2 separate regions of the Homo sapiens genome follow, and region 2 is linked to region 1. Evidence: chromatin loops called from intact Hi-C (ENCODE). Cell type or tissue: heart left ventricle. All regions are shown on one strand. Each heading gives the region's core, and the rest is flanking DNA. Links, peaks and the distances in the headings are about the cores only.

Evidence for each region. Hi-C counts contacts between places; a loop is a spot of excess contacts. Peaks named below come from ENCODE experiments on the same cell type or tissue, not always from the same donor. Only the 100,000 strongest peaks of a DNase experiment are listed, where the experiment ranks them.
Region 2: a loop joins it to region 1, with 3 times the contacts of the local background. A loop is called at or near these places in 3 of 110 quality-filtered maps.

The regions. Positions count from the first base shown.
Region 1 is chr22:31,968,112-31,984,604 of GRCh38, forward strand. It overlaps LINC02558 (long intergenic non-protein coding RNA 2558), which reads left to right and starts at 2,712. Exons shown (of 5, transcript NR_149128.1): 1 at 2,712-2,801; 2 at 5,276-5,363; 3 at 13,161-13,294. It also overlaps the pseudogene RN7SL305P. RefSeq lists enhancers at 1,842-1,891, 1,962-2,071. In heart left ventricle, for the core only: a CTCF peak has its summit at 9,242 (motif pointing right); DNase peaks (open chromatin) are centred at 5,843 and 9,250.
Region 2 is chr22:32,053,713-32,061,712 of GRCh38, forward strand. The region is part of intron 2 of SLC5A1 (solute carrier family 5 member 1); the gene reads left to right. Among named protein-coding and RNA genes, the nearest start is that of SLC5A1, 14 kb to the left of the region's middle. In heart left ventricle, for the core only: no CTCF peak of the experiment used is centred there; no DNase peak of the experiment used is centred there; H3K4me3 peaks cover 2,738 bases; H3K27ac peaks cover 3,176 bases.

The DNA.
Region 1 (16,493 bases), core at 4,685-12,684:
AAAAAAAAAAAAAGAATTAGGGCAGGCGGGCAAAAGGTGTTTGTGCATGACACATGAGCCTGTGGGGTAGAGGCGGGAGAGGCGGGGTACAGGGACATGTGGGACAGATGGTTGCTGGGGTAGAAGCCTCCTCCTCACCAGCTGGTTCCCAGGGACAGCATACTTTGTAGCTCTCATTTCCAGGCCTACACCTGAGGCAGGGAGAAGAGGGGAATGAGCAGGCACATCCACGAAGCTGAGGCCTCAGGGGGCAGGACTGGTGGAAGGGGCCCTCTGCCTCTAGCTACCTCATAGCCCACCCCAACCAATAAATAACCATGGTTTTGCTAGTGCCTCCAAGTACTGGACCTCAAAAGTCACAAACTACCCGGAGATTAAAAAGAAATGAATAGGCTGGGCACGGTGACTCACACCTGTAATCCCAGCACTTTTGGAGGCCGAGGCAGGTGGACTGCTTGAGTTCAGGAGTTTGAAAGTAGCCTGGGTAACATGGCAAAACAGTAAATACAAAAATTAGCCAGGCCTGGTAGTTCCAGCTACTCAAGAGGCTGAGGTGGGAAGATTGCTTGAGCCTGGGAGGTCGAGGCTGCAGTGTGCCAAGATCGTGTCACTGCAATTCACCCTGGGGAACAGAGTGAGACTGCCTCGAAAAAAAAAAGGAGTGAATAAACACGAAGATTAGGCCCTGTGACCCCCAACACACACGCACACACACACACATGCGCGCACACACACACACACACTCCTTTTTATTTTGAGATAGAGTCTTGCTCTGTTGCCCAGGCTGGAGTGCAGTGGTGCAATCTCGGCTCACTGCAACCTCCGCCTCCCGGGTTCAAGCTATTCTTGTGCCTCAGCCTCCTGAGTAGCTGGGATTACAGGCGCGTACCACCACACCAGGCTAATTTTTGTATTTTTAGTAGAGACAATTTCACCATGTTGGCCAGGCTGGTCTCGAACCCCTGACCTCAAGTGATCCGCCTGCCTCGGCCTCCCAAAGTGCTGGGTTTACAGGTGTGAGCCCCTGCGCCTGGCCATACTGCTTCCTTAATGTATTAGGGTTCAATCAGAGAAACTGTACCAGTAAGGGGATACAGATTAAGAGATTTGTTGCAAGGAGGTGATTTGCGTGATTGTGGGGCTGGCTAGGTAAGTGCAGTAAGTGCAGGCTGGAACTCTTGTCAAGGGCTGAAGTTGCTATCCACAGGCAGAATTTCTTCTTCAGGAAAACCTCAAGTCTGATTTTAAGGCCTTTCAACTGCGTCTATCAAGCCCACCTAAATTATCCAGGATATCTTCCTTTTATGTAAAGTCAACTGATAATGGACTTTATTCGCATCTACAAAACAACTTCACCAAAACATCCAGTTTAGTGTTGGAATAATTGGGGCCTTTAGTCTAGCCAAGTTGACACAGTAAAAAAGACATCACACTCAGCAGGGCATGGTGGCTCAGTCCTGTAATCCTAGCACGTTGGCAGGCCAGGGCGGGAGGATTGCTTGAGGCCAGGAGGTCCAGACCAGCCTGGGCAATGTAGAAAGACACCATCTCTCCAAAACATAAAAAAAGATAAATTAGCTGGGCTCGATAGCTATACCTATAGTCCCAGCCACTCAGGAGGCTAAGGTGGGAGAATCACTTGTGCCCAGGAGTTTGAGGCTGCAGTAAGCTATGATCATGCCACTGTACTCCAGCCTAGGTGACAGAGCGAGACTGTGTCTCAAAAACAAACAAACAAAAAGCAGTGGAACGTTGCTTTACATATATTAGAGCACTTACCACATGCCCTGTGGTTAAGTGATTTGCATGCAGCATCTCAGTTAATCTCAGAACATCCCGTGACGCAGGTATCCTTCTTGTCCCTGATTTTACAGTTCAGGAAACGGCCTCAGAGAGGTGAGGAGACGCCCACAGTCGCGTGGCATGGTGCACCTGTGTTCTGAACTGTCACTTGCCTCTCCCTGTGAGCCTCTCTTTACTCTGCCTTGTCTTCTTGTCCTGGGGCAAGAAGTTAGGGTTCAAGACCCTTCGGGATGTGAGGATGTTTCTGCCACTCTGGACATTAGTTTTCTCCCCTAAGTGGCTCTATCTCTCCCGGCCTGAGTTTGGAAGGGAGACACCATTCTGGTACGACTTTTCTTAGGCCTGTGCTGCCATCTATGGGGCTCGAAGGTGCTCGCCATGCTCCAGACCGGCCACCTGGCAGTCAGGTGAGCTTGCAAGTGTGAAGAGCAGCGGGATGCGGGGGAGGGAGCAAGCCCAGTAACAAATAAAGCAAATATCATCGGCCCTTGTCCTCAGCTGCTCGCTCAGGCCCCCCAGAATCCTGTAGCATTTCTGGGGATTAAGAGGGTGGTGGGGTTTTCACCTCTATCACGTCTACTGCCAGCCTGGCGCCCAAAGGTTCGGCCGTCATCCGCCCCAGCGGGTCCCTGGAACCGCCGGGATGCCCAGGCTGCCAGGGGGTCTAATGGGGAACTGGGAGTTTCTTTCAGGTCACAGGATAGGTCTGCAGTGCGACTCAGGCTCCCGCGGGGACCTGCCCACTCGAACGGGGGAGGAGGAAGAGGCTCCGGGGGAGAGCCAAGGAGGCGGGGAAGAGGAGCGGCGTCCCGGGAAAGGGGATGCTGGAGCTCCTGCCGACGCTCCACCTGTAGCCCCGCCCTTGACTCCGCCCACTTCCCCAGCCCCTCCCTTCCAGGCGCAGCCTCGAGGTGGCGCTGTGGAGCCGCGCAGGGTCTAGGGCGACTCTCTGAGGGAGCCGCGGCCGCCAGGCTCCGTGGGTTTTGGTTCAGGCGCCGGTTAGTGTCGGGGTAGGCCACGCAGTGAGTTGGCTTGAGGCAGGAGGCAGGCGGAAACCGAGGCTGAGAGGCTGGCTGTCGCTGCCACCCCTCAGCAACCCCAGTGCAGCTGGTCATCCTGTCAGCCGATCAGTCAGTCGCGTCCCCAGCCCGGCTCACACGCCTCCTCCATCAGTCCCTCAGTCAGTCCCTGCGTTTCCTGTCTTTCCCTTGCCTTTCTCCCTCTTTTTTCTTGTCTTTTCTTTCTTTCTTTTCCTTCCTTCTCTCTCTATTTCTCTCACTTTCTTTCCTTTTCTTTTTCTTTTTATGAGAGGGGTCACCTCACTATGTCACCCAGGCTGGAGTGCAGTGACGTCATCTCGGCTCACTCAGCTTCGACATCCTGGGCTCAAGCCATCCTCCCGCCTCGGCCTCCCAAAGCTCCGGGATCACAGGCAGAGCCACTGTATCCGCCCAACCATTGCGGTTCCTGCCAGGTGGTCGGCTGGCAGGTCGGCCCTTGTCACCTGGGTCCCCGAGCCCTGCACACTGTGAGGGCGAACAGAGTCCATGGAGGATGGTGAGGGGAGGAAATATGTGGAGCCCAGGCCTTGCTTTTTCTGTTTTTTGTTCTTGTTGTTGTTGTTGCTGTTGTTTTGTTTTTTTTTTTTTTAGACGGAGTCTCGCTCTGTCGCCCAGGCTGGAGTGCAGCTCACTGCAAGCTCGGCCTCCCGGGTTCACGCCGTTCTCCTGCCTCAGCCTCCCGAGTAGCTGGGACTACAGGCGCCCGCCACCACGCCCGGCTAATTTTTTGTATTTTTAGTAGAAACGCGGTTTCACCGTCTTAGCCAGCATGGTCTCGATCTCCTGAACTCGTGATCCGCTCACCTCAGCCTTCCAAAGTGCTGGGATTACAGGCGTGAGCCACCGCGCCCGGCCTCTTTTTTTTTTTTGAGTCTTGCTCTGTTGCCCAGGTTGAAGTGCAGTGGTGCGATCTCTGCTCACTGCAACCTCTCCCTTCCGAGTCCAAATGATTCTCTTGCCTCAGCCTCCTGAGTAGCTGGGATTACAGGCACTCACCACCACGCCTGGCTAATTTTTGTGTTTTTAGTAGAGGCGAGGTTTCACTATGTTGGCCAGGCTGGTCTTGAACTCCTGGCCTCAAGAGTCTGCCCGCCTCGGCCTCTCAAAGTGCTGGGATTACAGGTGTGAGCCACTGTGCCCGGCCGTTTTTTTTCTGTTTTTGGTCAGAGTTACTTGCCAAAGGGCTTTGGTTTTTTCCCCTCAGGATCTCCCAGGCCCTTGGGGGGCAGAGGGGACAACGATGCTGACCCGCTCCTGAGGTGGCGCTCGGCCAGCACAGCTGTCCCTGGAGCAGAAGAGTGGCAGTGGAGGGGCCAGAGCCCTGGCTTTCAGCGGCTGTACTGAGAGTTACTCCACGTTCAGCCCTTCCCCGCCCGACGCGGATTGGCTGTGGGCTGGGTCTGATCCTTCCCGGACCTGGAGCAGCTGTGGGCTGGGCCTGATCCACTGACTGCCTTCTATGTTAGAGCTGGCAGCATGGGGGCCCAGACCCGGGCCCTTCCAGGAGGTGCCAGGGCAGTGGGACCCGGCCCTGAGCTGGAGAGAGCATTCCTGTGCTGGTCGTGGCAGTGCTTCCACCTCACTGTGTGTGCTTGTGCAGGTCACTTCACCCAGGCCTCGGTGTCATCACGGACAGCTTTCAGAAAGGGGAGACAGCCTGGACATGGTGGCTCACACCCATAACCTCAGCACTTTGTGAGGCCAAGGTGGGGAGGATCACTTGAGGCCAGGGGTTCAAGACCAGCCTGGGCAACGTAGTAAGTAACCCCATCTCTAAAGAAAAAAAATTAGCTGGACATGGGAGGCCGAGGTGGGAAGATGGGGCTTGAGCCCAGGAAGTCGAGGCTGCAGTGATCCTCGACTGCACTCCAGTGGTGCATTCGATTACACTACTGCACTCCAGCCTGGGTGACAGCGGGGAGACCCCTCTCAAACAAACAAAATCCCCCCAAACCCAAACCTGCCACCTACTTCCCTGCCCTGCCCGGTACTGTGGGTTTGGAAATATAACCATGGAGGTGAAAGCCCAGGTGTGAGGAAGTTATAACCTGACCTCTCATGGTTTTCCTGATGCAGGGGAGGAAGAATGGAAGAAAGAAATGAGAAAAGGCAGGGGTGGCCTGAACTCCTGGGCTCCAGGGGACGCTGTGTCTGTTACCCCCACCCATAGGAGCCTGGGGTTCTGGCCTGGGCTGTGTGACCCTGGGCCTGTCTCTGCTGCTCTCTGGGCTTTTACAGCAGTGAAGAGCTTGGGTTCTATGATCTCTAAGGCTTGAGACTTGAGTGGAAGGGTTTCTAACAGAAATCCTGGGGCCATGATGTTCGGGGAGCAAGAGCTAAGCTGTCTGGTGCAATAGCCACTAACCACGTGTTGCTGTTGGGCACTTGACATGTGGCTTGTCTGATTTCAGGTGTGCCCAAGGATGTTGTAGAACTCTGTCTAGCCACAGTGTGGGGATGGGGAGCTCCCGCCGACAGACTCTGTTGCTTTCTGGCTTGGTAAGTGGGAATACCGAAGTCCCTGGCTGTGTGTTCAGCCCAGTGGGGTTGGGATAGGTACTGGGGAAGGTGGGAGCTGGGTCAGAAACCCTCCCTCAGCCCAACCTGGGTGGACTCCTGGGACCCTTGGTGGGAGGAGGGGTCTGATGACCCTGGGGGAGGGAGGGAGGGGAATTGGCAAGACTCAGATGTATACTCTGGGGACGACGATCCTCTCTCTTTCTGCCCCAGTCCCGCTCCTTTCTTTGAAGCTGGGGTCCCCAGCTCACATCATGCCCAGGCAGCCTCAGTGTTCCAGTGAGGCGGGAGCTACAGCTCCTGGAAATTAGAGGTGACCTGGGCGAGGCAAGTTTTTTGTAGGGACCTGGTGGGATACTCCCAGGGGATTGTTCTCCTGGGCAGGCCTGGGAAGTCCCAGGAAGAGTTGGTTATTCATTCACATCCAGTGTTTATTGGACATCCACCACATGCCAGGCTTTGTGCCAGGCAGTGAGTGACAGGAGTGAACTGTACAGACATTGACCCTGTTTATGGAGTGCAGTGTCTAGAAGTGGTGATAAGGGCAATGGGAGAAGACAAAAATGAAAGTACACGAATTAGTTAAAGTAAAAATTCTGATACCAGGCACGGCGGCTCATGTCTGTAATCCCAGCACTTTGGGAGGCCGAGGCCAGCGGATCACCGGAGGTTGGGAGTTGGAGACCAGCCTGACCAACATGGAGAAACCCCATCTCTACTAAAAATACAAAATTAGCTGGGCGTGGTGGCACATGCCTCTAATCCCAGCTACTTGGGAGGCTGAGGCAGGAGAATCGCTTGAACCTGGGAGGCAGAGGTTGTGGTGAACGGGGTTGCACCACTGCACTCCAGCCTGGGCAACAAGAGTGAAACTCTGTCTCAAAAAAAAAAAAAAAGTTAAAATTGTGGTATGTGCTGTGAGGGTAGCAAGGCGGGTGCTAAGATAGAGAACAAAGCAGGCCATTCTGGGAGGATTCTCTGAGCAGGTGACACTTAGCCTAAGACCTGAAAGAGGAGGAGCCATGGGATGGAAAGAGTGTTCCAGACAGAGGGAATAGCATTCATCCACTCACTCACTCATGCATGTGTTACTCTGTGTTGGACGCTGTTCTATTTGCTCCCAAAACAGCGATGAACAATACAGGAGAAATGCTTTCTGTCATGGAGCTTATGTTGTACTGGAAGAAGACAGAAGGCAAATAACCAATTAGACAAATAATATCAGGAAATGATGAATGCTCTGGAGAACATAAAAAGATGATGGGCTAGCAAATGACTAAGGATGAAGGGACTATTGCAGATAAGGTGGAGAGGGAAGGCCACTCTGGAGACCTGAATGATGAGAAGGAGCCAGGCAATGGAAGGGTCTGGAGGAAGAGCATTCCAGAGAAAGGGACCAGGAAGTGGAAACGAGTTTAGCAGATTTGAGGCATATGGCCAGTGGGAGAGTGATGGGCAGTGAGGTGCAGGGAGCAAGTTGTGGAGGGTGTGGCAAAACTAGGCCAGGAGTTTGGATTTTAGTAGAAGGCATCGGGAAGCTGGTGGAGGGATGTGGGTAGGGGAGTGGTCCAGTCCCTCAGGCTGCTCTGTGTGGGTATAGAGTGAGAAGGTGGGAAGGTGGGAGTTAAACTAGTTAGAAATCATTGAGGCCGGGCGCAGTGACTCACGCCTGTAATCCCAGCACTTTGGGAGGCTGAGGTGGGCGGATCATGAGGTCAAGAGATCGAGACCATCCTGGCCAACATGGTGAAGCCCCGTGTCTACTAAAAATACAAAAATTAGCCAGGCGTGGTGGCGTGCACCTGTAGTCCCAGCTACTTGGGAGGCTGAGGCAGGAGAATCGCTTGAACCCGGGAGGCGGAGGTTCTGTCTCAAAAATAAATAAATAAATAAATAAATAATAAATAAATAAATGGAAAGGAATCATTTTGTAGTCCAGGCAAAATGTTGGTGGCCTGGACTAGGGCAATAGCAGTGGAGATGGATGCAGGTGAACAGATATATCTATGGACGGAATTGACAGGACTTTATAACCATTTGGATGAAGGAAAATGAGACTCCTTGGATTTGACTTCTAGCAACTGGGTGGATTATGGTGCCATTTACTGAGTTGGAGTGGGTTGTGGGAGATACATTTTGGGGAGGAAAATGCAAATGCAGTTTTGATGAACTTAGAGATTTCTGTAAGACAGGAAAGCGGAGATGACAAGCAGGAAGCTGGGTCTCTGAGCTTGGAGCACAGGGAACAGGACTGGCCTAGAGATAAATTTGGTTCAGGGCACAGGCAGCTCTGGTTAGGCCCACAGAGACAGTACTGTTCAAGGGACAAGCACTAAGTTGTCCAGCACAGACACTAGGCTCTCCAGCACAGTAGCCATGAACCACATGTGGCTTTTGGGCACTTGACATGTGGCTTGTCTGATTTCAGGTGTACTGGAAGTATAAAGGACACACTAGATTTTGAAGAGTTAGCATGGAAGAAAGAATGTAGAATATCTCAATAATTTTTATACTGGGCCAGGAATGGTGGCTTATGACTGTGATCCCAGCACTTTGGGAGGCCGAGGCGGGTGGATCACGAGGCCAGGAGATCAAGACCATCCTGGGCAACATGCTGAAACCCCGTCTCTACTAAAAAATATTTAAAAATTAGCTGGGTGTGGTGGTGCACGCCTGTGGTCCCAGCTACTAGGGAGGCTGAGGCAGGAGAATCACTTAAATCTGGGACGTGGAGGTTGCAGTGAGCCAAGATGGCACCCCTGCACTCCAGCATGGCGACAGGAGAGACTTTGTCTCAAAAAAAAAATTTTTTTTTAATACTGATTATACATTGAACTGCTAATAGTTTGTATATACTGGGCTACATAGAATACATTAATATTAATATTATTTTGTAGAGACGTGGCCTTACTATGTTGCCTAGGCTGGTTTCAAACTCTTGAAACCAGCAAGGAGGTCCTTCTGCCTTGGCCTCTGAAAGTGCTGAGATTACAGGTGTAGGCCATTGTGCCTGGTCATAAAATAAATGTATTATTAAAATTAATTTCACCTGTTTATTTTTACCTTTTAAAATGTGGCTACTAGAAAATGTAAATCACATTTTTTTTGTTTGTTTTTGTTTTCTGAGACAGGGTCTTACTCTGTCGTTCAGGCTGGAGTGCAGTGGTGCGATCTCAGCTCACTGCAACCTCTGCCTCCCGGGTGGAAGCAATTCCCCGCGTCAGCCTCCTGAGTAGCTGGGACAGGTATGTGTCACCACAACCAGATAATTTTTGTATTTTTAGTAGAGAAGGGGCTTCCCCATGTTGGCCAGGCTGGTCTTGAACTCCTGACCTTAAGTGATCCACCCGTTTTGGCCTCCCAAAGTGCTGAGATGTATTTCTTTTCTTTCTTTCTCTTTTTTTTTTTTTGAGACAGAGTTTCACTCTTGTTGCCTAGGCTGGAGTGCAATGGCGTGATCTTGGCTCACCACAACCTCCGCCACCTGGGTTCAAGTGATTCTCCTGCCTCAGCCTCCTGAGTAGCTGGGATTACAGGCATGCGCCACTACGCTGGCTAATTTTGTATTTTTTTTTTTTAGTAGAGATGGTGTTTCTCCAGTTGCTCAGGCTGGTCTCGAACTCTGACCTCAGGTGATCTGCCTGCCTTGGCCTCTTAAAGTGCTGCAATTACAGGTGTGAGCCATGGCGTTTCTCCAGTTGCTCAGGCTGGTCTCAAACTCCGACCTCAGGTGATCTGCCTGCCTTGGCCTCTTACAATGCTGGAATTACAGGCGTGAGCTACTGCGCCCGGCTGTTGGGATGTATTTCTAATGTTCCATAGGGTAGGGCTGGTGGTGTGTTGTAGGGTGTGGCAGATCAGGGCACCAGGGGGCAGCAGTGGTTAGGAAATTGAGAGGCATTTCCGATGAAGACAACCTAAGGGAAACCCAGAGTAGGGGTTGGCCTGTCTCTCTCTAGCTCCCTTCCTGACACCTTGTCAGAGCACAACCGTGGCACACCCCCTTGGACTTCCCAACCCCGTGGCTGTCTCAGTTGGAGTTGAGGAACAGGTAGGAGGGGTCCCCATGAGATGGTGGTGTGAACCACTCAAGAAGTTGCTGGTACTTCAGGCTCTGATCTCACTCTCTTCCTTTAACTCCAGCTGACATCACTGTGCTAGGGGAACATTTCCACCTCTTGGGCTGAGCAGGGTATGCCAACCGACAGCTGGGTAGTCAAGGCAACCAAGGCAATAAAGCTCACAGAGGTTAATTTATATGAAATGAATGTGGCTGTAACTGGTTTTCATCCATTATAATTCTAAACATCATGTTCAAATTGCCTGTAGTGTTTTTAGTTGGCAGGAAAACTGCCATTAGGGAAAAAAGAGCAGAGGGATGATTGGGGGCGAGATTGAATTCACTTTAGTGGGTTTGGTGTGACTTTGGTTGAGTGTCGCAGTGTGCCAGACTTTTGTGAGTGTCGTAGTGTGACTTTTGTGAGTGTCACAGTGTGCCAACAACCAGTTGGGTTGTTGACTGTGCAGTCCTCAAGGAATATATGTATCAGTGATTTAATATAGGGAGAAATGTGTAGAGGGATAAATAGAGACCCATGAGAGCTCAGAGGAAGTGCAGTTAATGCTTGTGCATGGGTGCGTGAAACTGTGAACTCAGAGAGAAAGTGCCAGGTAGCATCAGAGCAGACAGTCAGGATTTAGCCATGCAGTGGAGGGGTGGAGAGTGGGTTTGCAGGCACTGGGACAGCAGCAAAGGACATGGCTCAAGGAAGGACAACGAGATTTGTTTGGCCATGTGGAGCAGGGTCCTAGGAAAACAAAGATGGTGCCAGATCTTGAGAGGCCTTGGTTTCCCAGTTAAGGAGATTGGACGACTTTATTATTTTATTTTCCCTCTTTCCATAATTCAGAGAAAGAGAATGGACTTTGGATTGCAGGTACTTAAGAGCTTTTGAGGAGGGCCTGAGCTGGACAACACTGTGCTTAGAAAGAAGAAACCATACAGTGCTTCAGTTTTTGTGGAGATAAAATAAAATATGAAAAACAGAAGAAACCATTTGCCTTTTTGGTGCTCAGAGGGCAGGGTAGGAGAGGAAAAGGAGCTTGTGTGTTGCAAGCAGGGAGGTAAAGAGCCCCTTTGGGACTAGTCAGTTGGCAAATAAGGCAGAGTGGGAGAGCAGTTAGGAGTATTTGTTTTGGGAATGGAAAGACCTGGATTTGATCACTAATCCTATAATTTTTTTTGGTAATAGCTTTCTTGAGATGTAATTCACATGCCATACAATTCACCCTTTAAAGTGTACAATTCGATATTTAGTATGTTTATAATTACACAACCATTACCACAATAATTTTACTTTTTAAAAATAGAGATTCAACTCACATACCATAAAACTCACCATTTTAAAGTGTACAATTCAGTGGTTTTTGGTATATTGATAAGGTTGCACAACCAGCACCACTATCTAATTCCAGACTATTTTCTTTCTTTTTTCTTTTTTTTTTGAGACGGAGTCTTGCTCTGTCGCTCAGGCTGGAGTGCAGTGGCGTGATCTCGGCTCACTGCAAGCTCTGCCTCCAGGATTCACAGCATTCTCCTGCCTCAGCCTCCCAAGTAGCTGGGACTACAGGTGCCCGCCACCATGCCTGGCTATTTTTTTGTATTTTTAGTAGAGACAGGGTTTCTCCATCTTGGTCAGGCTGGTCTCGAACTCCCGACCTCAGGTGATCCGCCTGCCTCGGCCTCCCAAAGTGCTGGGATTACAGGCATGAGCCACTGTGCCGAGCCTAATTAATTTTTGTATATGGTATGAAGTAGGGGTCTACTTTATTCTTTTGTTTGTGGATATTCAGCTGTACCAGTACCATTTGTAGAAAACACTATTCTTTCCCCATTGAATTTTTTTGGCACCCTTTTCTAAAATCAGTTGCCCACAAATGTATCCCTGCCACTTTTTTTTTTTTTTTTTTTTTTTTTTGCAACCCTTCTCCTTCTATAACCTACCACTTTTTAGCTCTGTAATTTAAGCCTCAGTTTTCTTATCTGTGAAATAACAGTAATATCCAGGACTGACTCATCCATCAGGCACAAGAGGCTCAATATTCTAGGTCCCATGGTACTTTTAAGGGTCCATAAAAATGTTTTAGTTATTTTTTGGCCAGGCGCAGTGGCTCACGCCTGTAATCCCAGCACTTTGGGAGGCCAAGGCAGGCAGGTCACCTGAGGTCAAGTTTGAGACCAGCTTGGCCAACAAAGTAAAACTCTGTCTTTACTAAAAATACAAAAATTAGCTGACATGGTGGTGGGTGCCTGTAGTCCCAGCTACTTGGCAGGCTGAAGCAGTAGAATCGCTTGAACCCAGGGGTTGGAGGCTGCAGTGAGCCAAGATTGCACCACTGTTCTCCAGCCTGGGTGACAAGAGTAAGACTCCCTCTAGGAAAAAAAAAAAAAAAAAAAAAAAAAAAGGGCCGGATGCGGTGGCTCATGCCTGTAATCCCAGCACTTTGGGAGGCTGAGGCGGGCAGATCACGAGGTCAGGGGTTTGAGACCAGCCTGACAAACATGGTGAAACCCCGTCTCTACTAAAATTACAAAAATTAGGCGAGTGTGGTGGTGCATGCCTGTAGTCCCAGCTACTCAGGAGGCTGAGGCAGGAAAATTGCTTGAACCCGGGAGGTGGAGGTAGCAGTGAGCTGAGATGGCGCCACTACACTCCAGCCTGGGTGACAGAGCAAGACTCCGTCTCACAAAAAAAAAAAAAAAAAAAGTTTTGGTTACTTTTCACATCTGAAGAAAGAAATGAAAATTTAGGTCAAAGAAAACGTCTTGATATATTAAGACATTATTAAATATTCTTTTATCAATGCAGCTGTAAAATATAATTTTTAGTATTATTTTTATAGAGGAAGGGGCCCACAAAAGCAAAGGTGTCTCAGACCCGCAAAAATCCTACTGTGGGCTTGACACTGTTTGTCTCACAGGGTTATCATGAGGATGCAATGTGATAATCATGTCAAATCTCATGTGCTGTGCTGGCCCATAGTAGGCCATCAGTAAACGGTCAGTGTTTATGGAGTAGCAGACAGAATCTCCCTCATCAGCCTGGGCCCCTTTAGCAGGAGAGCAGTGGGGGGGCTTTTCTGTCCCGCTAGCACCTTGGCAGGCTGGTGAATTATTGACTGTGCAAACCCATGAAGGAACCACTTAGTGAGCTTGAGGGAAGGGCAGTGCTAAGGAGCTGGTCCTCTGCCCCAGTTTCCTGTCCTGACACCTCTGAGGGTTCAGGGGCACCTGTGGCCTCACCAGGCAGAGAGAGAGTTGCCGAGGTGGAGAGGAGGCAGGCAATAGAGGGGTTCTGTGCCTCAGCGCCTGGTGGGGTTGGTAAAGCTCCCTAGCTGTAATTCCCTGCCTTTGTTAGGCAGAGAGACCTGGTGTCCACCTGGGTGGAGAAGGCAATGACCATGAGTGACTTAAATGGCTCTGACAGCCAATACTCGTTTTTTTTTTTTTTTTGAGACAGGGTCTCACTCTGTCACCCAGGCTGCAGCACAGTGGCACAATCTTGGCTCACTGCAACCAATGTTCTTTTTTAAAAAATAAATAAAGATGAAATTCACACAACATAAAATTAACCATTTTATTTATTTAGTAGAGATAGGATCTTGCTATGTTGTCCAGGCTGGAGTACAGTGACTATTTACAGGTGTGATACCTCTACTGATCAGCGCAAGAGTTTTGACCTGTTCAGTTTCTGACCTGAGCTGTTCACCCCTCCTTAGGCCGCTGGTTGTCCCTTGCTCCTGGAAGGTCACCATATTGATGCCAAACTCAGTGTGGATGCCCAATTGGTAGAGTGCACTACAGCCCAGAACTCATGGACTCAAGTCAGCCTCCCAAGTCCCTGGGACTACAGGTATGCACCAAAATTAACCATTTTAAAGTGTATGATTCAATGGCATTTAGTACATTTATGATATTATGCAACCATTACCTCTAATGTAGTTCCAAAATATGTTTATCATCCCGAAAAGAAACCTTATACTCCTTAAACAGTCACTTACCATTCCTCCCTTGCCTTAGGCCCTGACAACCACTCATCTGCTTTCTGTCCCTATGAATTTGCCTACTCTGGACGTTTAATATAAATGGAATCATACAATACGTGACCTATTGTGTCTGGCTTCTTTAACTCAGCATAATTTTTTTTATTTTAAAATTTTATTTTTTTGAGACAGAGTCTTGCTCTGTTGCCCAGGCTGGAGAGCAGGGGCGTGATCTTGGCTCACTGCAACCTCTGCCTCCTGGGTTCAAGCGATTCTCATGCCTCAGCCTCCCAAGTAGCTGGGATTACAGGCACGTACCTGTACATGTGTTTCATGTGCTGGTTACCATTTGTTCACTATGCCCAGCTAATTTTTTTTGTTTGTATTTTTTTTTTTTTTGAGACAGAGTCTCACTCTGTCACCCAGGCTGGAGTGCACTGGCGCTATCTTGGCTCACTGCAACCTCTGCCTCCCAGGTTCAAGTGATTCTCCTGTCTCAGCCTCCTGAGTAGCCTGGGACTACAGGCACGTGCCACCATACCTGGCTAATTTTTTTGTATCTTTAGTAGACATGGGGTTTCACCATGTTGGCTAGGCTGGTCTCGAACTCCCGACCTCAGGTGATCTGCCCGCCTTGGCCTCCCAAAGTGCTGGGATGACAGGCGTGACCCACCGGGCTTGGCCTTGTTTGTATTTTTAGTAGAGATGGGGTTTCACCATGTTGACCAGGCTCAGGCAATCCTCCTGCCTCAGCCTCCAGAAGTGCTGGGATTACAGGCGTGAGCCACCATGTCTGGCCCAGAATAATGTTTTTGAGGCTCATTCATGCTGTAGCAGGTATCAGCACTTCATTCTTTTCATAAGTTGAATAATAGTCCATTGTGTGGAATATACCACATTTGGTTTATCCATTCCTTTGTTGATGGACTTTTGAGTTGTTTCCACCCTTTGGTGATTGTGAATAGTGCTGCTATGAACATTTGTATGTCAGGTTTTGTTAAAATACCTGTTTTCAATTCTTTTGGGTATATGAACATTTGTATATCAGGTTTTGTTTAAATACCTGTTTTCAATTCTTTTGGGTATATGAACATTTGTATGTCAGGTTTTGTTTAAATACCTGTTTTCAATTCTTTTGGGTAGGAGTGGAATTGCTGGGTCATAGGATTATTCTCTGTTTCACATGTTGAGGAACCTCCAGACTATTCTCTAAAGCAGCTGTACCATTTTACATTCCCATCAGCAATGTATAAAGTTTCTCCACATTATCATAAACACATTATTATTAATATTATTATTATTATTATTTTGAGACAGGGTCTTGCTCTGCTGCCCAGGCTGGAGTGCAGTGGCACAATCATGGCTCACTGCAGCCTTGATCTCCTGGGCTCAAGCAATCCTCCCACCTTAGCCTCCTGAGTAGCTGGGACTATTCCACCCCAACATGGCATGCACCATCATGCCTGGCTAATTTTTTGATTTTTTGTAGAGATGGAGTCTTGCTATGTTGCCAAGGCTGGTCTTGAACTCCTGAGCTCAAGTGATCCTCCCACCTCAGCCTCCCAAAGTGCTGAGATTACAGGTGTGAGCCCCTGCACCCAGCCATTGTTTGTTTTTTTGATTATAGCCATCCTAGTAGGTGGGTGGGCAGTGGTATCTCATTGTGGTTTTGATTTGTGGTTTCAATTTGTATTTCCTGGCCGGGCGTGGTGGCTCATGCCTGTAATCCCAGCACTTTGGGAGGCCGAGGCAGGCAGATCACCTGATGTCAGGAGTTCAAGACCAGCCTGGCCAATATAATGAAACCTCGTCTCTACTAAAAATACTAAAATTAGCCGGGCACGATGGCAGGTGCCTGTAATCCCAGCTACTCGGGAGGCTGAGGCAGGAGAATGGGTTGAACCCGAGAGGCTAAGGTTGCGGTGAGCCGGTATCATGCCATTGCACTCCAACCTGGGTGAGAGAGAGAGACTCTGTCTCAAAAAAAATTTTTTTTAATATTTCCCTAATGACTAATGGTGTTGAGCTTCTTTTCATGTGCTTGTTACCATTTGTTCTTTTTTCTTTCTTTATTTTTTTTTTTTTTGATCCAGGCCTGGTGAATTCTCCACCAGTCCCTATAAGAAAACCTTGCCCCGGGAGATGGAGGTTGCAGTGAGCCAAACTCACGCCACTGCACTCTAGCCTGGGTGACAGAGCGAGACTCTGTGTCAGAAAAAAAAAAAAAAGAGAAAACCTTGCCCTGTAGGAGTCCCCTTCTCTGGGGAACAGCTAGCCTTAGATGTTAAATATACAGTCTAAGTGCCCTCTTGGCCTCATGTGTCCTGCAGACTCCTTCTCTACCTGGCGTCATCCCAGATCTTGCCTTGGGTCTTGGGCCTTTCCTGCTGGCCATAACGTTCCCAAAGGGGTAACAGTTGTGTCTTTGGGAGCTCTTCTCTTTTGCCCTGACAAATTCCTTATTGTTTATCTGGAACTTGTTCATTGTTGCCTCTGCCCACTTGGGCCTCACTGAATTCTTCTCTCCACCTCCTACTCATTCCTGGTTATCTTAGATTCCTTAGCCTCTAACGTTTTCTAGACTCTCCCCCTTGGTCCTGGTGGACTCTCCCCAGTGGACTCAGTTGGCAAACTTTCCAGCCTGGGGGCCCTGCTGTTCTGGCACAGCTAGGGAGAAGGGCAGGAGGCTGGCTGGCCTCTCTGAGGGTGTTGGGGTGGCAGATCATTCACGCTTCACTTCTCACCGGAGTGGTGGGGAGGTCTCTGGAGGACCCTGGCTCTGGAGAAGGAGGGGGTTGCCATACCAACCCTTGTAGCAGGAGCATAACAGTGATAAAAACCCGCATGTCATTTGTGAGGTACAAAGTCCTGGTCTAGTTTGGGCCCAGGGGTTTTTCCTTTCTGCAAGATGGCTCTCTCTTTATTCCATCTCTTGCTCACTCGCTGACTCACTGACAACATACATTTACTGGGTGCTGACTCTGCAAAGCCCTGTGCTGGGCCCTGAGACTAAAAAGCTCAGCATTTGAGCCCCTCATGGTGTCTAGACAGATAAACACACAAATGCAA
Region 2 (8,000 bases), core at 1-8,000, 81 kb after region 1:
GAAGTCGGAAGAGGCAGAAAGGTGGTGAAACTATCAGTTAAAATGAATTCGTTGTATTATTCATATTAGAAATATATCTGGGATTAAATTAGTTAATACATGTAAATCTCTTAGGACACTATATAGTTAATGCTGTCCAAGGGATGCCTATCATGATTATCATCATTATAATTGTTTCTCAGCCGGGTGCGGTGGCTCACACCAGTAATCCCAGCACTTTGGCAGGCCGAGGCAGGCAGATCGCCTGGATTGGGAGTTCAAGACCAGCTGGCCAACATGATGAAACCCCGTCTCTACTAAAAATACCAAAATTAGCTGGGCGTGGTGGCAGGTGCCTGTAATCCCAGCTACTTGGGAGGCTGAGGTAGGAGAATTGCTTGAACCCAGGAGATGGAGGTTGCAGTGAGCTGAGATCGCACCATTGCACTCCAGCTTGGGCAACAGAGCAAGATTCCATCTAAAAAAAAATAAAATAGTAATTGTTTCTCATCTCCAGCTTCTCCTCCTTAAGCTGTGAATTGAATCATTCATCTATTTATGTAGTAGTATTCTCTCATTCCACAACTGCATGTTGATACCTACTATGTGCCAGATGCCATGTAGGTGCTGATATATCCATGTGCATGTGTGTGTTTATGTCCCTCACATTCTTACAAAATATACGTAAAATTATCAATAATAGTTAAGTGCTCAGAAGAAAGTGTATTTGAGTCAAGGGTGAGGTTCAGTGGGAGGGAGAAGGGTCTTCCTTATTCAACATAGGCTCAAAGAGGGCCTTTCTGAGGATTGAGCATTCAGGTTGAGATTTGAATGATCAGAAGGAGCCAGCCATGTGAAGATTCTGGGATGAGTAACCCAAGTGGAAGGAACAGAATGGCCAAAGGCCCTGATGTAGGAAGAAGCTTGGGATATTTGAAAAACTGAAAGGGGGCCAGTGTGGGGTACAGATGGTATATTTATTTATTTATTTATTTATTTGAGACAGGGTCTCACTCTGTTGCCCAGTCTGGAGTGCAGTGGTGCAATCTTGACTCACTGTAACCTCCACCTTCCAGGTTCAAGCAATTCTCCTGCCTCAGCCTCCCTAGTAGCTAGGATTACAGGCTTGTGCTACCAAGCCTGGCTAATTTTTTTGTATTTTTAGTAGAGACAGGGTTTCACCATGTTGGCCGGGCTGGTCTTGAACTCCTGGCCTCATGTGATCTGCCCACCTTGGCCTCCCAAAGTGCTGGGATTACAGGTGTGAGCCACTGCACCCGGCCAAGATGGTATATTTAGATCAGGTGCTTTGAGTGAGTGACCCTGAATTGCTGATGATTCCAAAGATGGGCTCATCTCGATGAGAGGATGGATTGGTCTTCAGCCTCCTTAACCTCTAAACGCCAGTGGAAGACCTCACCTGCCTTTTGTGCCAAAAACTGGTGGGAAAATGTCAGTGGTTTCCTGATTTCTTGCCCCTTTGTTTCTTTGGGCAAGGAGAGAAGTTCATGAAGGTAATGAGTGAAAGAGGACCATTGTCCATGGGAATAGGAGTTGGCCGAGTAAATAGAGACTGTGATGACTCTGGAACAAAGCCTGTGCCTAAATATTTACTAGAGTCTCAGAAATAAAATACTCTGAATATAGGAGCTCCATCTGATTTTCTGTCCCAATCCAGGAAGTGTGATCCTTGAGATGGCAATGATCCAAGATTAAATCTTTTCAAACTTCCTCTGTGGAAAGAGAGAGCTTCCTAAGAGAGACACTAATCATGATTAAAGACAAGTTCCTAGAAGGTGAAGAAGGAATATGAAAACATGACACAGATGAGCACATTCCATTCCTGAGTTTACAGTGGGATGGGTAGGAGGTTCTCACCCCACTGTGCCCCTTCAGGGACATTCAGAAGGGAATGTCCTGGGAAAAACCAGAAAGTCAGTGTGTGCTACAGCCTCTCCCTGTGCCCCTGGGACTTCAGTCACCTTTGGCTATAAGACCTTGGGCAAGTCACTTCAACCTTCTGATCCTTATTGTCATCTGTAAATGAAGATCAGAATAATACAAACCTCACAGAACTGTAGTGGGCATTAAATAAGAAAAAGCAAATGAAATACATGGTCCAACCCTTGGCCCAAAGGTGGTGCTGTAAAAATTAGCATTCTCCTCTCCCTTTCTTATTCTCCCAGGATGGGGCTCTCAAACTGTGGTACCCAGACCAGCAGCATCAGCAAGACCTGCACTCTTGTTAGAAATGCAAAATTTCTAGCCTCAAACCAGACCTACTGAATCACAAACGCTAGCAAATGGGGCCCAGTAATCTGCGTATGTTTTTTGTTGTTGTTGTTTGTTTGTTTTTTGAGACACAGTCTTGCTCTGTGGGAGTGCAGTGACGTGATCATAACTTACTATAGCCTTGATCTCCTGGGCTCAAACGATCCTCCCACCTTAGCTTCCTGAGTACCTGGGACTACAGGTGCGTGCCACCACGCCTGGCTAATTTTTGATTTTTAGTAGAGGTGAGGTCTCGCTATGTTGCGCAGCCTGGTCTCGAACTCCCGAGCTCAAGCAGTCTTCCCCCTTTGGCCTCCCAAAGTGCTGGGACGATAGGTGTGAGCTACCATGCCTGACCAGTCTGTGTTTTAAGTCCTCCAGGTGATTCTGATTAGGGTTGCCAGATTTCACAAATAAAAATACAGGATGCCCAGTTAAATCTGAATTTCAGGCAAACAATACATACCTTCCTGTCTTTTTTTTTTTTTTTTTTTAGCATAAGTATGTCCCATGCAATATTCGGGACATACTTATGCTACAAATGTATAATGAATATATTATCTGTGAATCTGCATATTCAAGATAGGCAGACTTAACTGTATATCTCGTGTTCTGATTATGTTAAAGTTTAAGGACCACTATTGGAGGATATCCCAAGGGAGGAGTCCAGCACAGCCTAGAGAAGGCATGGAGAAGACGCCCTGGGATCTCCCGATATCCCTTAAAGAGAAGGACAAAAGCAGGGAGCAGGAAGCCATCTCCAGAATTCTGGACACTCTGGGTCTTAGATGGTTTGTTAACAAAGAAAAATGTTTCCTGAAATTAGCTGACTGCATTTTCCATTTGGGCTATGATGACCTTGTTTCCTCAAGGAGAAAACGATGACTCTGTTTCTTTCAGGAAATTCAGGGTAATCTATAAAAACATGGGCTGTGTAAAAGCATCAATACTTCTTCAGAATAGCATGTCTTTGTGGAGCAAAACTTTCTTAAATTTTGTCACATCATTAAAGTCCAGTAATACCCTTTAGGGTAGGCCAAAAAAGATTATTATCCTTGGTTTACAGTGGAAGAGACTGAGGCTAAAAGCAGTAAAGTGACTGCCTCAAGGTCACATAGTTTGCTATGGCGGAACCAAGATTAGAACCAGGTTGGAAGGTTCACAGTGTGCTTTGAAGGAGGGGAGGAAAAGGATGTCCATGCCATTTAATTGTACTTTCAAGTATGATTATTGATACAGGATCCTTTTTAAAAATCCCCTGGCTGCCTCTGATTGTGAAGCCAGTTGTCCATTGCCCTAGGCAATTCTTTTCATTGTTTTTTGAGATATGATCTCACTCTGTTGCCCAAGCTGGAGTGCAGTGGTGTGATCACAGCTCATCAAAGCCTAGACCTCCTGGGCTCAAAGGATCCTCCTTCCTCAGCCTCCCGAGTATCTGGGACTATAGACAGTGCCACTGCACCCAGTTAATTTTTTATTTTTTTGGAGAGATGGGGTCTCACTATGTTGCCCAGGCAGGTCTCAAACTCCTGGATTCAAGTGATCCTCCTGCCATGGCCTCCCAAGGTGCTGGCATTACAGGCATAAGCTACCGCACCCAGCCCCCAGGACAATTCTTGATGCCTGGATTTGTGATCCTGAGTGTGCACATGCTGACTTACTGTCCTTAGGGTGTGAAAGTAAAGATAAAATTAATATGTAAACGTGAATCACTTTCTTCTTCTGGGCTACAATTTTATTTTCATTGGAAAATAACAAGGTCAGCTGTAATCATTTCCAAGGTAATTCCAGCTCTAACATCACATGAGCTGGGTTAAGATGTCAATTTTCTATTTCCAGGCACACAAAACATAACTGTAGCTAGCACTCAGTGACATTTTCACGTCTTTTTCTACATCCCCCCAAAAAACACATAACTTACATGCCTACTTTGCTTTCAGTCCTCAGGCTCTGCTAGTGAATCTGAGACAGCTCTGGAATTGTTGTTCCTTATTCTTAAAGATTTTAAAGGATTGTGTTCTGATTATAAAATTATACAAACCCCTTGTGAAAAAACTGGAAAAGTATTTTAAAAATGCACTCATTGTTTTGTCTTCCCAAGATAATCATTGTTAAATTTGGATATATATATGTATACACAGGTACACACACACACACACACCTATGCATATATTTAAACATTTTGGGGCTCATAGGGTATATAGGTTTGTATCTCCTCATGTCATAACGAATTCTTCAAAGCTATAATTTTAATGGCTGCACACTATTCCATCATATGGCTGGGTGCAGTGGCTCATGCCTATAATCCTAGCACTTTGGGAAGCCAAACTGGGAGGAAAGCTTGAGGTCAGGAGTTTGAGACCAGCCTAGTCAATATAGCGAGATCCCATCTCTACAAAAATTTTTTTAAAATTCTATCATAAATATGAACTTGAATTTATCCAATTGTTTTTCTATTGTTGGGCCCTTACGTGGTTTCCAACATTCCTCTGTTGTAAATGACATAGCAATGAACATACTGATGAAATCCTTGTATCTAAGTCTTTGTCTGCATCTCTGATAATTTGCTTAAAACCGAGTCCTAAAAATAGGGTCATATAAGTGGAAGGAGACAAACTTTTAAATGATTTTAACGTGTACCAACCGACAACTTTCCAGAAAAATGGTATCAATTTACATCTCTACCAGAAATATGTGGGAGAGCCTATTTATTTGCCAACACCAAGTATTTAACATTAAAAAAATCCTATTTGACGGACTAACCTATAAGGTCAGTTCCCCTTATGGTCTTGTTCTTATGAACACTGAGCTTGTGGGTTGCCAGACTGATATTTCACAGAGCCACTTCATAGTCTCCAGTATACCCTGCTGTTCTCATGGGCCCTGGGTAGGCCTGGCAGGCTAGGTTTATTGCCTCTTCTTCAGGAGAGAGTGGTCCTTGGCATGTCCCTGAGAAGAGTCCTGACTCCATGCCCCAGTGGGAATAAATGCAGCTCTCAGACATTTGGTTGCTATGGTTTCTGTTGTTTCCCCAAGTGGAACATTCAAAGATTTGATATCACTTACTCACTCAGCAGATCTTTACTGAGTCCTTGCCATGTGCAAAGAATGTCCTCTGTTAAGTGGAAGCAGGACTGGATTGCAGAGAGCCTGGAGTGCCTGAAATTCCTCTTCTGAATTTCATGCCACAGCTGAGAGGCAGAAGTTACAGTGAGCCGAGATCATGCCACTGCACTCCTGCCTGGGCGACAGAAAAAGACTCTGTCCCAAAAGTGGGCTCTTTGAAGGCTAGAAGGTATTTGGGGCAGCAGACTTGTGTGGAAGCAGTTATCAAAGTGGGGATGTGACACGCACCAGGAGAGGGGAACAGACAACACATGAGGTAAGAGATTGGAGGATGGAGATCGGCTCTGGATGGTGTCAGTGGAGAGGTGGGACTGGGCTTTATTCTGCAGATGAGGGAAGTGTTTTTATAGACAGAGCTTGATGAAGAGGGCATTCCAGGAAAAACGAAAATGTCATAAACAAAAGCAGGAGGCAGGAAAGCACAGAGCACATCTTGGAAATTGAGCCAGTGTGGTTTTGCCAGAGTGGAGGGGACATGGCAGGGCATGGCAGGGCTGCTGAGATTGGAGAAGGTGGGACTGACTTTATTGCAGAGAGTCTGGAGTGCCTGTAATTCCTCTTCTGAATTTCACGCCACAGCTGAGAGGTTGAAAAGTGCTCTGGTCAACAACCTTTGTTGTCTCTGGTGGTTGAGATCACCTCTGAGAACTCTCACAATCCCATCTCTTGAGGAGATAAATTGTTTGCGGAATGATTTCCCACCAAGATTTTGAGTAGCTTCAGTGGATTTCCAGTCGAAATATCTTTGCTTTCATAACTTTGCTGCGGCCTGATGGTATCATGGAAGTCTTGATTCTACCAAGCCTTCCAGTTCCGGGGCCTCCCTGGTGAGATCAGTCAAAGTTTCTTTCACTCCATGTTCTATATGTTGGCATGTGGTTGAAGTGAAAATGCCGCCCACTGGGCAGCACAGGGGCCATGGTTATACACACACACACACACACACACACACACACACACACACATATATACACACACATATATATATACACACATGTATACACACACATATATATACACACACATATATATACATACACACATATATATACACATACACACACACACACACACACACACACACACACACACACACACATATATATATATATTTTTTTAAGAGATGGAACTTTGCTCTTGTTGCCCAGGCTGGAGCCCAATAGCGCGATCTCGGCTCACTGCAACCTCTGCCTCCCAGGCTCAAGTGATTCTCCTGCCTCAGCCTCCCGAGTAGCTGGAATTACAGGCACCTACCACTACGTCTGGCTAATTTTTTTGTATTTTTAGTAGAGATGGGGTTTCACCATGTTGACCATATCTGGTCTTGAACTCCTGACCTTAGGTCATCTGTCTGGCTCATCCTCCCAAAGTGCTGGGATTACAGGTGTGAGCCACTGTGCCCAGCGGGTAACAGATCTTTAAAACTCTGGCAGTTAAGCAGGGAATTTTGGAGAGAGCCTCTTTCACTTTTTGTCCTCCAGATCTTAGCATTTTTTGGAGGGGACACGGTCTTATTCTGTCCCCCCAATTGCAGTGCAGCAGCATGATTACACTCACTGCAACCTTGAATTACTGGGCTCAAGCGATCCTCCCACCTCAGCCTTCCAAGTAGCTAGGACTACAGGTACATGCCACCATGCTTGGCTAGTTTTTAATTTTTTTGTAGAGACGGGGTCTCGCTATGTTACCCAGGCTGGTCTTGAACTCTTGGCCTCAAGTGGTCCTCTCACCTCAACCTCCCAAAGTATTGGTATTGCAGGCCTGAGACACCACACCACCAGGCCAGATTTTAGCATTCTAATTGTGTAGTTACAGACTGCATCCCTGCTTCCAAAGAGTGATGAAAACAAATTTAAGGAGGAAACAGTGGCTTTCAATACACTCTAGGGCAGGCTTCTCAAACTTTGTTGGGCATAAGAATCACCCGAAGAGCTTATTACTCTGATTTCAATAGGTCTGGGTGGGTCATTAAATAGAGTAACACCTGTCTTTGGTTCGAGAGACAGATGCAATTCCTGCCAGCTTCTGACTTCTAACATTAATTGTCAGTAGCGGCTGGCTGCGGTGGCTCATGCCTGTAATCCCAGGACTTTGGGAGGCTGAGGCGGGCAGATCACCTGAGGTCAGGAGTTCAAGACCAGCCTAGCCAATATGGTCAAACCCTGTCTCTACTAAAATTAGCTGGGCATGCTGGCATGCAGCTGTAGTCCCAGCTACTTGGGAGACTGAGTCAGGAGAATCACTTCAGCCTGGGACGGGGAGGTTGCAGTGAGCTGAGATCATGTCACTGCACTCTAGCCTGGGTGACAGAGCGAGACTCTGTCTTAAAAAAAAAAAAAGTCAGTAGGGAGAAATGATTTTGCCTGATGTTTTTGGTTTAGGTAGTTTTCCCTTTAGAGGAGGCACAAGGGGGAAACATTAAATTTGTGCCAAACCCTGGAGGGACTAAAGTAAAAAGAATTTAAGTGATAGAGCCATTGTGTCTTGTTAAGGCAAACCAAATTGGTCTTTTCAGGAATCTAAATTGCAATGGGAGGAAATCTGTTCTTGCTGAATGTTCCAAATAACAGAGAGGCAGATTCTTTAATAGTGATGGCAATTAGAGGGACTGGCCTAGGTCCTCC